Linked DNA regions of Mus musculus: region 2 is linked to region 1. The links are chromatin contacts, found by Hi-C or POLR2A ChIA-PET in ENCODE. All regions are on one chromosome and are shown on one strand. Each heading gives the region's core, a stretch centred on a gene start or an enhancer-like site at or near the end of the contact. The rest is flanking DNA. Distances are from core to core; before and after follow the strand shown.

Evidence for each region. A loop is a pair of places that touch in the nucleus more often than their neighbours do. ChIA-PET counts read pairs that join two places held with the same protein, here RNA polymerase II (POLR2A).
Region 2: a loop to region 1 is called in a map of CH12.LX, with 2.1 times the contacts of the local background. The contact joins the promoter of Cdsn here to the promoter of Cchcr1 in region 1. A Hi-C loop is called at or near these places in 1 of 37 maps with a recorded cell type or tissue (CH12.LX). POLR2A ChIA-PET finds 5 or more read pairs at or near these places in 4 of 5 experiments (Patski and embryonic stem cell).

Annotation. Positions count from the first base shown.
Region 1 is chr17:35,515,055-35,520,554 of GRCm38, forward strand. It overlaps Cchcr1 (coiled-coil alpha-helical rod protein 1), which reads left to right and starts at 2,199. Exons shown (of 18, transcript NM_001372297.1): 1 at 2,199-2,885; 2 at 3,163-3,229; 3 at 3,325-3,538. The coding sequence starts at 2,688. It overlaps Tcf19 (transcription factor 19), which reads right to left and starts at 1,770. Exons shown (of 4, transcript NM_001163764.1): 1 at 1,705-1,770; 2 at 824-1,376. The coding sequence starts at 1,061.
Region 2 is chr17:35,550,209-35,555,595 of GRCm38, forward strand. It overlaps Cdsn (corneodesmosin), which reads left to right and starts at 1,920. Exons shown (of 2, transcript NM_001008424.2): 1 at 1,920-2,077; 2 at 4,453-5,387. The coding sequence starts at 1,993.

The DNA.
Region 1 (5,500 bases), core at 949-3,448:
GAGAACAGGAACAGACTTGTAGTCAGAATTAACATGATCTGGCTGGCTGTTCAATTTTTCAGGGGGACACAGGGTTAATTAAGCATTAAACTCAAAACCTCACATGCAAGCTTTGTTGGCTAGGAACAAGCCTATTTTTCTCAACGACGACAGTGGGAGGCTTCTGTGCTTAGCTCTTGCTTAAACACCACTTCTGATAAAAGGCTTATTTCTTTTTCTACCTAAGACAGCCCCAGAACTCAGGATCCTTTTGCCTCAGCTCTGAGTGCTGAGATTGCCTCTTGCTGTCTCTTAGCCTCTTTGTGTCTCATTTCCCTTGCAGGCAGCATCCATCTACATCTAACAGAATAGGGCCCAGACCATAAACTCACTGTTGCCTGTTGGGGACTAATAATGCCCACGACAACCTCAGGTTAGGCTTCTCCAAACATTGCATTTGGTCTAGGAAGCTAAGACCTGAAGATGGAATACTGAGGTAAACCCCAGCCTTTGTGGACTGTCTTGGGTTGGGACCGAATGCCTAGGTCACTAGAACACTCATAAATGCCTAGCAGGAACAAGGTGCTTCAGCAAACGTGGGAACAGTCAAATCTGAGCTTAATACTAGAATGTAGAATTTGATGACAGCTTGCACACCCCTCTTAGGTCCGGTGTAGGCTAAAGCAGACAAGCAGGTTTAGTCCTGTGTGGAGCTGACAGAAGTGTGAGCAGACAAGACGGAACCAAGACTGCTCACCAGACTAGGACTCTGGGAGGCAGGTAGCAGGGTCCCAGAGGCTCCTCTTACTCATGCCTGTCTGGGGCTCTTCTGCTCATTGCTTACCTTGGCTGCTGTGATCCTCCAGGCTGACCCTCCAGTCGTCCCCTTGGAGTTCAGCATGCAATTCCGCATGGACTCCAGAGATGAGGCCGGGCTCCTGCTGGGGCCGCAGGGCCACATCACACAGGTCGGCCCTGCAGCCCAATCGATAGGTGCAGCCAGACTTGGACGGGGGGTGGAAGGTGTAGAGGTCACCGCCCCTGCCGCCCCCTATACGCAGCAGCTGGAAACAGGGCAGCATGGGGGGTGCCCCCTCTGCACCACTTTGCCCACCTCAGAAGTCCATTCCCTCTCCTACTCCTGGGTCATGCACCGTGGGCTTCAATTCAGTTCTCTCTGATGTCAACAGCTAAGTATTGTGCCTAATGCCAACTTAAGCAGTGCAGATTCAGAGCGCCAGAGGCCTGGATATGCACCAAGACAGAGGCTGTCAAGATGAGGTTTAAAAAGCAATTCCAGTAAAGTCCTGATGCGATGCAAAACCAGGAAGACGTCTTGTGGCACCTCAGTGAAGCCGGATCCTCAGGCGGCTCAACATCCGGGAGCCTCCGACAATCTGTGCAAGGCAAAGCTAGTTTAAACCGCAACTGGGAACAGGCAGAGGGGGTGAAGGGGCCCTGGTACACAAACGTGCGTGTGACACGGGTCTTCTCCCTAAGTGTAACCTGGAGTCAGGGAATTTATGGTTAAACTTTCTAATCCAAGTAGCGCACCCCTTCCATCTTTCCCCCCCACCCCCGCTCTTCGGATCAGTTCCCCTAAGGGAAGTGAATCCACTGTCACCCGCAAAGGGCGGCGCAGACGGGTCCCTAATTCTGTAACAAAGTGGATCTCACCCTTTCTTTTTTTCGCTCGCGGGGTAAACTGAGGAAGGGATTCCGTACCCTGCGTCCCGCGCTCCCGCCGAGGTTTGACAGCCAAGGAAGCCGCCCCGAAGGCGGGGCTTGGGTGAAGGCGCGCGCGCGCGCTGCGCAGACTCCTCCTTCGGAATTCCCGGGTCCGACTTCGCGCCCGCGAGCCCGCCCCCCCGCCGGCTGCTTCTGATTGGCCATCTGAGTTGCACCCATTTGCTCTATTGGCCGATGCGCAGGGGGGAGTTGCTCATCTCCCGCTCTCCGCCACTTCTGATTGGCCGGCACGTTTTCCCGGGTTCCCGGGGAGAGGAGGGGCCGTCAGGGCGCGGAGAAAGTTTGGGGCGTCAGGGTGCCTGCTTGCACCTTTCTTCTTCCTATTTCCGGTAGGGAGAAATGGAGCTGTAGAGCAGCCCGCCGCCCCGCGCATGCGTGATCTGGGTGTGGCGTCTAGACTGGGTGCTAGGTGTAAGGGGCGTGGCAAGAGGGCGGATCTCGCGCTGGGTAAGGGGCGTTCGGGGAGAGTCAGTTGGGGGCGGGAAGAGTCTGAGAGGGGGCGCAAGGGGGGCGGAGGGGATCCACAGGGCAAGAGGGGTGCAGGAGCTGGGTCAAAGGATAGATGAGGAGGTCAAGACAGCCTCAGAGTTCAGGGTCCTGACGGGGATTAGCCCGGGGTGTGTGCGGGAGAGAAGTGGGGGAGACAGGACAGGGAGCGACCAAGATAATTCCATCGAAAAAGACTCATACTAGGTCTAGGAAGAGAAACGGGTAGGAATCGCGGGGGTTGAGTGAAAAAAAAAAAAACCCAAAAACTTGAATTCTGATGGAAGTGGGGGAAAGAAGATGCTGTAGGACTCCGAAGAGAGATGCATCGGGAATGGAAGCCGAGGGGATAGAGAGCAACTGAGGCCCGTTACAGAGAGGCCCAGATGAGTTGCCAGGAAGCTGGCTTCCCAGCAACGGGCTCCCGGCTGCTCCGATTCCTCAGGGATCCTAGGGAAGACGCTTAACCCCACATGTGGCCTCATTCTTCCCGGACCAGGCCTTGGGCTAACTCTTTAATAGGAAATGACTCAGAAATCCTGGCTCGATGGTGCCTAGATGGGCTTCCCAACGGCCCTACCATTCCATGGCAAGGACTGTGGAGAGTGGGCTCCTTATACTGTGTCCAGAGAGTCCTGAGCTGCAGGGACCGTAGACACTTAAGGAGGAAGGTAAAGGCACACCACCCACATTCCTGTAAGTAGAAGGAAGCCTCGTCTCAGTAAATTTACCTTAGGGTTGTTGCCTGGTTCATTCTATCAGGAGCGTAGTTGGGACAAGCAAGTGGTTTGGTTACCGTGTGCCTTAGGGAAGTAGGAAAAGAGAAGCGTACAGCCCGATAGACCTGTCAGTAACTTAAGGATTATGACTTTGTTTTTATAGGGCTTTTTCTTTGGAAGGTGGCCTGAAAAATTGAATTGAAGTATCCTTGTTTCTCCTATTGTCCAGGGGAACATAGGTGACTGGAGACAAGAGCTACAGGATTCATATAACAGGAAGATGTTGCCACCGTCAGGTCAGTGAGGCTAGTCAAGGAGACCAGGATCATCTCCCTCTTCCCTCTCCCCCTCTCTCAGAATCTGACAGTCTTTATTCTTGTGACCCCCTCAGGTTTTGCTGGGCTGGTTCCTCCCTCCCACTTCCAAGCTCGGCCCCTTCCAACTCTGCCAAGAATGGCCCCGACCTGGGCTTCAGACGTTCCCTTGGTCCAATCTCCGGCCAGCCAAGATGTCTTAGAGAGACGGCTAGATGCTCAGAGGTCGACAGTGACCACGTGGGGACAGGATTTCTGTGGAGATGGGCAGGGGCTAGGGCGGAGAGGCAGGTAGGGATCTGCCAATCACCTCTTCCTCAGACTGACACATGGTCCTTCATACACGCATGCCTTCATTTCAGCCCCTGGTTCTATAACTTGTGTGGTTTTTCTATAGGCCATTGTTGGCCCCTACGACGCATAGACCACATGCGTTGGGGTTAGTGAGAATAGATGTTTGGACTTAAATTCTCATTACATAAGGAATGTAAATGTCTTAAGGGAGGGGATAAGTTCTGCAAAAGCTGTTTTAAAGCAAAATGACGTGCAGCTTAGACATGCTGACCCAGTTCTCCAGAGGCATACTGGCTCCTTTTGGAGTAGTTAAGCAGGCCTTTACAGGAATGTGCAACTGGAGCTGGCTATGCTCTGTGAATGTGGTTTTATTTGTTTTTTTTTTTTTGTTTTTTGTTGGTTTTTTGTTTGTTTGTTTTTTCAAGACATGGTGTCTCTGTATAACCCTGGCTGTCCTGGAACTCGCTCTGTAGACCAGGCTGGTCTCGAACTCAGAAATCTGCCTGCCTCTGCCTCCCGAGTACTGGGATTAAAGGTGTGCGCCACCACGCCTGGTGTCAATGTGTGTTTTAAGACTATTAAAAAAAATTTTTTTTAAGGTTTATTTAGTTTTATTTATAGGAGTACATTGTACTCCTATACACACCGGAAGAGGGTATCAGATCCTATTACAGATGGTTGTGAGACACCGTGTGGTTGCTAGGAATTGAACTCAGGACCTTTGGAAGAGCAGTCAGAGCTCTTACCTGCTGAGCCATCTCTCCAGCCCCTAAAGAACTCTTAACCTCTGCTCCAACTCTCCAGCCCTAAGAATTTTATTTTTGAGCTTAGTATGGTCTGCCTTTAATCCCAGCACTAGAGAGTCAAAGGTAGGCAGATCCCTGAGTTCAAGGCCCCAACCCTGGTCTAGAGATTGAGTTTCAGGACAGTTAGGGCTGCATAGAGAAAAACTTGTCTGGAAAAAACAACAACAAAGACTTTATTTATGTGTGTATGATTGTGTGTGAGCATTCATACTTGGAGGCCAAAAGAGGGTGAAGGATCCTCTGTAGTTGGAGTGACAGGCAGCTGTCAGCCTTTGAATGTGGGGGGCTGGGAACTGAACTCAGGTTCTTTGCAAGATCAGCAAGCGCTCTTAGCACCCCGAGCCGGCTCTCCAGCCCCTGTGGACATTCGGCTCTGTGTGAATGAGCATTCTTACTTCTGTTTCGTCTGTGTCTTTCCCCCAGTGTCCTGGGGTGTCATTCTGTCAGAGGGGCATGTTAGGAGACAGATTGTAAGGAACTGTGGCAAGTCATTGCTAGCCTCCAGTTAAAGGAAATCCTGCCATTCTCAGGGACAGAGATGCCTCTGGAGCCTCCACATAACCAATTCAGATATGCAGACGCCTCAGACTCCCTGTGCAATGTACCAAACACTCACGGAAAAAGCCCGCACCAAAAGAGCAGGGTGTAACAGTGAGTGCCTGTAATCCCAGTTACGCCTGGGAAAGAGTCTTAGAGAAGACAGATGCCAGCCTGCTGACATAGTGCAAGGTAGGGAAGTCCCCTGGCAACTGAGAAATCAGGAAGGGAAGTGGAAGACACCATCGGGAAACGTGAGTGACTTTGTCATCATAGTCGTCTTTTTCTTCTTCTTCTCCTCCTCCTCCTCCTCCTCCCTCCTCCTTCTCCTCCTCCTCCTCCCTCCTCCTTCTCCTCCTTCTCCTCCTCCTCCTCCTCCTCCCTTCTCCCCTTTCCCCTCCCCCTCCTCCTTTTCCTTCTGTTGCATTTATATACTTACTCATGTGGATATGCGTGCGCACACATGCATGCCTTGGTGCACAGGGAGGATCCCAAGTCTGGGGCTAGCCTCTGCTATGTACTGGGTCAGCCTGGGCTGCATGAGACCCTGTCTCAAACAAGATGAAACAACAAAAGTGTAAAAAAAAAAAAAAAATCACTTGGCTTTGCCACCATC
Region 2 (5,387 bases), core at 670-3,169, 35 kb after region 1:
CAGTGGGCTAGAGAGATGGTTCTGCAGTGAAGAGCACTGACTGCTCTTCCAGAGGACCTGGGTTTGATTCCCGGCACTTTCCACGCAGGCTAACAACCATCTGTAACTCCAGTCCCAGGGTCAGCCAACACCCTCTTCTGGCCTTTTCAGGAACTACACACATGTAGTTTTTTATACATAAAACCGTCCACTACCCATCTCAGGGCTTGTTGTTCTGGTCTCTACTCTCTGCGGTGCTCCCTGGACCTCTTCCCCTTCCATCCTCTCCTCTAGGCACCAATGAGAAGTGAAGGGCTAGACAGTGCTGAGCAACAGCTCGCTCTCTCTCTGTCTCTGTCTCTCTGTTTCTCTCTCTCTCTCTCTCTCTCTCTCTCTCTCTCTCTCTCTCTCTCTCTCTCTCTCTCGATTTGTTTTATTTATCTGAGTACATTGTAGCTGTCTTCAGACACACCAGAAGAGTGCATTGGATCCCCATTACAGATGAATGTGAGCCACCATGTGGCTGCAGGGAACTGAACTCAGAACCTCTGGAAGAGCAGTCAGTGCTCTTAACCGCTGAGCCATCTCTCCAGCCTGCATATGGTCTTTTAGACTTAAACTTAAATAAAACAAGAACTCAGTGGCTTATACCGACCGTTTGAAGTGCTTTTGTCCTGTGTGGCACAGGGGAGAGCTGGGGTGTCAGACAATACTGACACAAGGCCACGTTTACTACCACATGGCTCAGAACGGGGCAGGGCAGGGAGAGAGGGAGGGACCAACCCAAGGTCTGGAGGGACAGAGATACCTTGTGAAGAGATGGACGTCTGGAAAGAAGGAGGGGCCGAGCAAGGGAAACTCGGGGCCCTTCCTCTGAAACTGATACTCCCACAATACTAGTGAGCAATTGGCTGGGGTGGGGCCTGCACTGCAGGAGGAGGGAAGGACATCAGGCCAGGGGAAACGATCTTCCTCTTAGTGGGTCCGGCTCTGTCCTTCTGTTCTCCAGGGACCCAGGAGCTGGTCTGGCTGTCCTTTATCCTACTCAGGCACAAGCCTCAGATGCTTTCCGTTTGCCCAGCTAGGCTGAGGAGGAGCAGGCTAATGAGCAGCCTGGCCACCACCTTCCCAATTAGCCTCATTGGCCTCTTGCTCATCCTCCTTAGTCTGGGTCACTACCATGGGATGGGGACTGTGAGTGGCCTGTGAGTCACCGAGGCTCAGCTATGACAGGGGTCCCAACCCAGACCTCTCCCTGGTCCAAGCTCTGGTACCTAATACTCCCGCTGACCCAGTAGCCCCCAGAAAAGAGCCCTCAGGTTTTCAGCGTATGGATGCCCAGTTTCTGAAAGGAAAAAAAGCCTTGCTTGGTAATGGGACAATTTAATAGGCCTGTGGCAGGCTGGTGTTTGGTGGCTTTAGGGGAGTCTGGAGTGGGGGGCTGGTCTTCAGATCTGAAGCAGGAGAAGGCCGAGGCATGGGATCCCAGGGAACCAAGCTGATAGGAGCTATAGTGTGAGCCCCGGTGGAGTTGTATTGTATAGTGGGCTGAGCAGGGGCAGGCAGGGTGCTTCTCAGGGGCCAGGAGGGAAAGCTGTGCTGTCCACTCTTCTTCGATGGAGGGACACTGGGAGCTTGGGCCTTGGGCAAGCCAGGGAGGGAAGAGCAGGGTGACTGGGTCCCTGGGCGAGAGTGGCCAGCTTCCAGGAGGTGGCCCGGGGGCAGAGCACCTGGTTCTGGGTTAGGCAATGGAGAGCTAAGGAAGGCCAGCTGGGGTAGGGGCTAGTGCCCAGTGGCTCCAGGTCCCCTGCACCGCAGTCACCTCTTCTGCTGAGTAGGCAGATGTGACACCGGATTGCCTCAGCTTCTCCTGCCACACCAACTTCCCTCAGGCAGCCTCCCCCTCCACCCCTCCTCCTCCCCACAGTGACTCCTGCCCAGAGAATGTCCAGCCCGGCATAAAGGTCCCGGTGCCCATGAGCTTCTGTCAGTCAGGAGGCCACGCTGTGCACAATGGGTTCCTCTCGGGCACCCCGGATGGGGAGTGTGGGAGGGCACGGGCTGATGGCATTGCTGATGGCCGGTCTTATTCTGCCAGGTAGGAGTCTGGGGCCTTGGGAGGGGGACAGTATGGGATACAGACCATGGGGCAGGGATGCTAGGGGGATCCAATGTCTGGAGCACAGGGTCCAGGAGAGGCCCTAACAAGGGCATAGGCAGGGGTCTAGACTCTGACCTTTCTATCTGGGACTACCCCTCATCTATGCTGGCTCCCTCTCTATGGTCACTGCAGGCAAATTCTTTTGTTCTTTGCTCCACAGTGGCTGAGCAGGTGGGTGTTCTGCAGCCAGGCCATCCTCCAAGCCATTCTGAGCTTGTTTCTGAAACCTAGAGAGGGGGTTAATATCATCTAGCTTCAGTTTCTGACGCAAATGATGCATGTGACACAGCCAAAGAAGTTCTAGGTGGCTATATATGACCACCTGAAGATACAGTCAGCCCATTTTACAGAAGTAACAATTGCTACCATTTTCAGAGCTCTCCTTTACACGCATTTTAGTTAGATCAACTTGCATGTATTTATTTATTTTCTTCTGTGTTTATTTTTTACTGAGGTTCTGGAAGTGAAGCCCCAGGCCTCATGCTTGCTAAGTGATCTAGGATCTTTGGTCCTTTTTGTTTTCTTTCTTTCTTTCTTTTCCTTTTTCTTTTCTTTCTTTCTTTTTCTTCTTTTTTTGACACAAGGTCTTGCTTTGTAGGCCAGCCTCGCCTCCAACTCAGCCTCCTGAGAGCTAGGATTGCAGGCATGTAGCACCCTTAGCCCAGAGCCTTTTAAATGGGACACTGTAGCTGGCACTCTAAATACATTAGCATTTTGAGATATGCATGGTAGATCCCTGGCTGTTTCCACTCTGCAGCTGAGGATCTGGAAGGAAACTGGCTTTAGATTGCATGTAGAGGCAGGGTATCCAGGAATCTGAGCCCAGGTTGGGTGGCTTGTGGCCTGTGTTAAGGTTAGAGGGACAGAGGCAAGGGAAGGGTTTGTTGTGAGGGTAAACCAGGGCCTGCCTGCTTTCCTTTCTTTCTTTTCTTCTCTTCTCCTCCTCCTCTTGTGTGTAGTTCTGATTATTCTGAAACTTTCTCTGTAGACCAGGCTGGCCTTGAACTCAGAGACCAGAGATCCAAGACTCTGCCTCTGAGTCCCAAGTGCTGGGATTAAAGGCTTGTGCTACCACTGTCCAGCATTCAGAGCTTTTCTTTTTGAGATGGGGTTGAGGAAGTGGCCGGTGGTAGCCGTCTGGCTGCTGGTGGACTGCTCTTGCATGAGTATTGATTATGAACTGCGCGATGTCTAGTTTGCTGTTTTCATATATGGTCCAGAGAGATGTCACATGGTCTTCACTGTGGCCTGTAGGAAGGTGTGGCCGACTTTGCCTTACTGAATATATAAACCTGAAAAGGCTAGTCACTTGCTAATGTGTAGCTCTGAAGGGGTTGGGGTGGGCAGAAGACACTGAGATGAGAGCTGTGTAGACAGACTGAGGGAAGAGGAACATGTGGCTGGGAGCAGAGAGTTAGTGGAGGATAGCCCTAAAGATGATCCAAAGTAGCAAGAGTCTTCAATGTGGAGGGAAATGAGGGCAGCAGGCACTGCAGTATGAATACCGGGTGGGGGGCAGGGGGCGGGGGGGGGGGGAGATTGATAGTGGTCATGTGTTTTGGAGGAGGTTTCATGCTTCTGTCCCTGGGTTGGGACAGTGAGAACATGGGTGGCTCAGGGTGCAGTGTCCTGTCACACTGGTACTGGCAGGTTCTGAAGCAACAGGTGAGTGCCCCCACATCCTGGCCCCCACCCTGATTTACTGGAATGGCCACACTTGGGACAGGAAGCAGGGATGCCACCCCTCATGCAGTCTGGACTCTCACTAGGGAGCTGGTGGTGGAGTATCAGCTAAGTAAGTGTGCTCCTCCTCTGGGAGCTGGCACCTCTGCATTAGCATCATTATCTTTTCCTGGCTCAGCACCCTTCCCCATCACATCTAGGGTCTTGCCTATGCTAAGCCAGTGCCCCCAAACCCTGCTCAACCTCTCTGTTCTTACGTTTGGTTCTATGGTCTGACCCACGATGGCCTCAGACTGCCCTGCCCCATAGCTTCAGCCTCCACACTCTGTCTCGTTTCTGACTTATTCGCTCCCTTGCCTACTATGAAGGGTACTCCTTCAATGCCTACCTTCTCAGAGTTTCAGCATCTGTTTTTCTTGGAAAAGTTTGAGCTCTTAGAAAAGCTCACCCCCTCACTTGCTTGGACAATGAAACGTCCCTGATCCTTCCACCTTCAAAGACAATAGCCAGGTTTTCCTTTCTCTCCCTCCAAACTTGCCTGGGTTCCTCTTGGGAGATATTGGGCAGATGACGGGGATGGGGCTGATGGCTGATGAGAGATATTTACAGATCACTGCTCTCATCCCCAGGAATCTTGGCTAAGAGCATTGGGACCCTCTCAGACCCCTGTAAGGACCCCACGAGGATCACCTCCCCGAATGACCCTTGTCTCATTGGAAAGACTGGCTCCAACAGCATCAGCAGCCAAGGTGGATCCAGCAGCTTCAGCAGCCAAGGTGGATCCAGCAGTTTCAGCAGCCATGGTGGATCCAGCAGCTCCCAGGGAAGTTCTTCAGGATCCTTGATATATAAACCAGGAACAGGGTATTCCCAGAGTAGCTACTCTTATGGCTCTGGCGGCTCCCGGCCAGGAGGCAGTGGCTCTCAGTCAGGAAGCAGCGGCTCTCAGTCAGGAAGCAGCGGCTCTCAGTCAGGAAGCAGCGGCTCTCAGTCAGGAAGCAGCGGCTCCCAGTCAGGAAGCAGTGGCTCCCAGTCAGGAAGCAGTGGCTCTCAGTCAGGAAGCAGTGGCTCCCAGTCAGGAAGCAGCGGCTCTCAGTCAGGAAGATGGGTAAGCAGCAGTTCTCAATGGGTAAGCAGCAGTTCTCAGTCCGGAAGTTCAGGAAGCAGTCGCGACAGACCCGGAAGTGGCTCTGCTCTACCAACCGGTGACAAGACATCAGGCATGTCTCAGTCTGGAGGCTCGTCCACTTCCCAGAGCAGCAGCTCCAACCTGCGGCCCTGTAGCTCCAACGTGCCCGACTCTCCCTGCAGCGGGGGGCCTGTCATCACACACTCGGGGCCCTACATCTCTGGCACCCACACTGTATCCGGTGGCCAGAGACCTGTAGTGGTGGTGGTGGAGCAACATGGCTCTGGTGGCCCTGGGTTTCAAGGCATGCCCTGTAGCAATGGAGGCCCCGCAGGTAAGCCCTGCCCTCCCATCACCTCTGTCCAGAAACCCTATGGCGGCTATGAGGTGGTGGGTGGCTCTGCCAACAGTTATCTGGTCCCAGGCATGACCTAC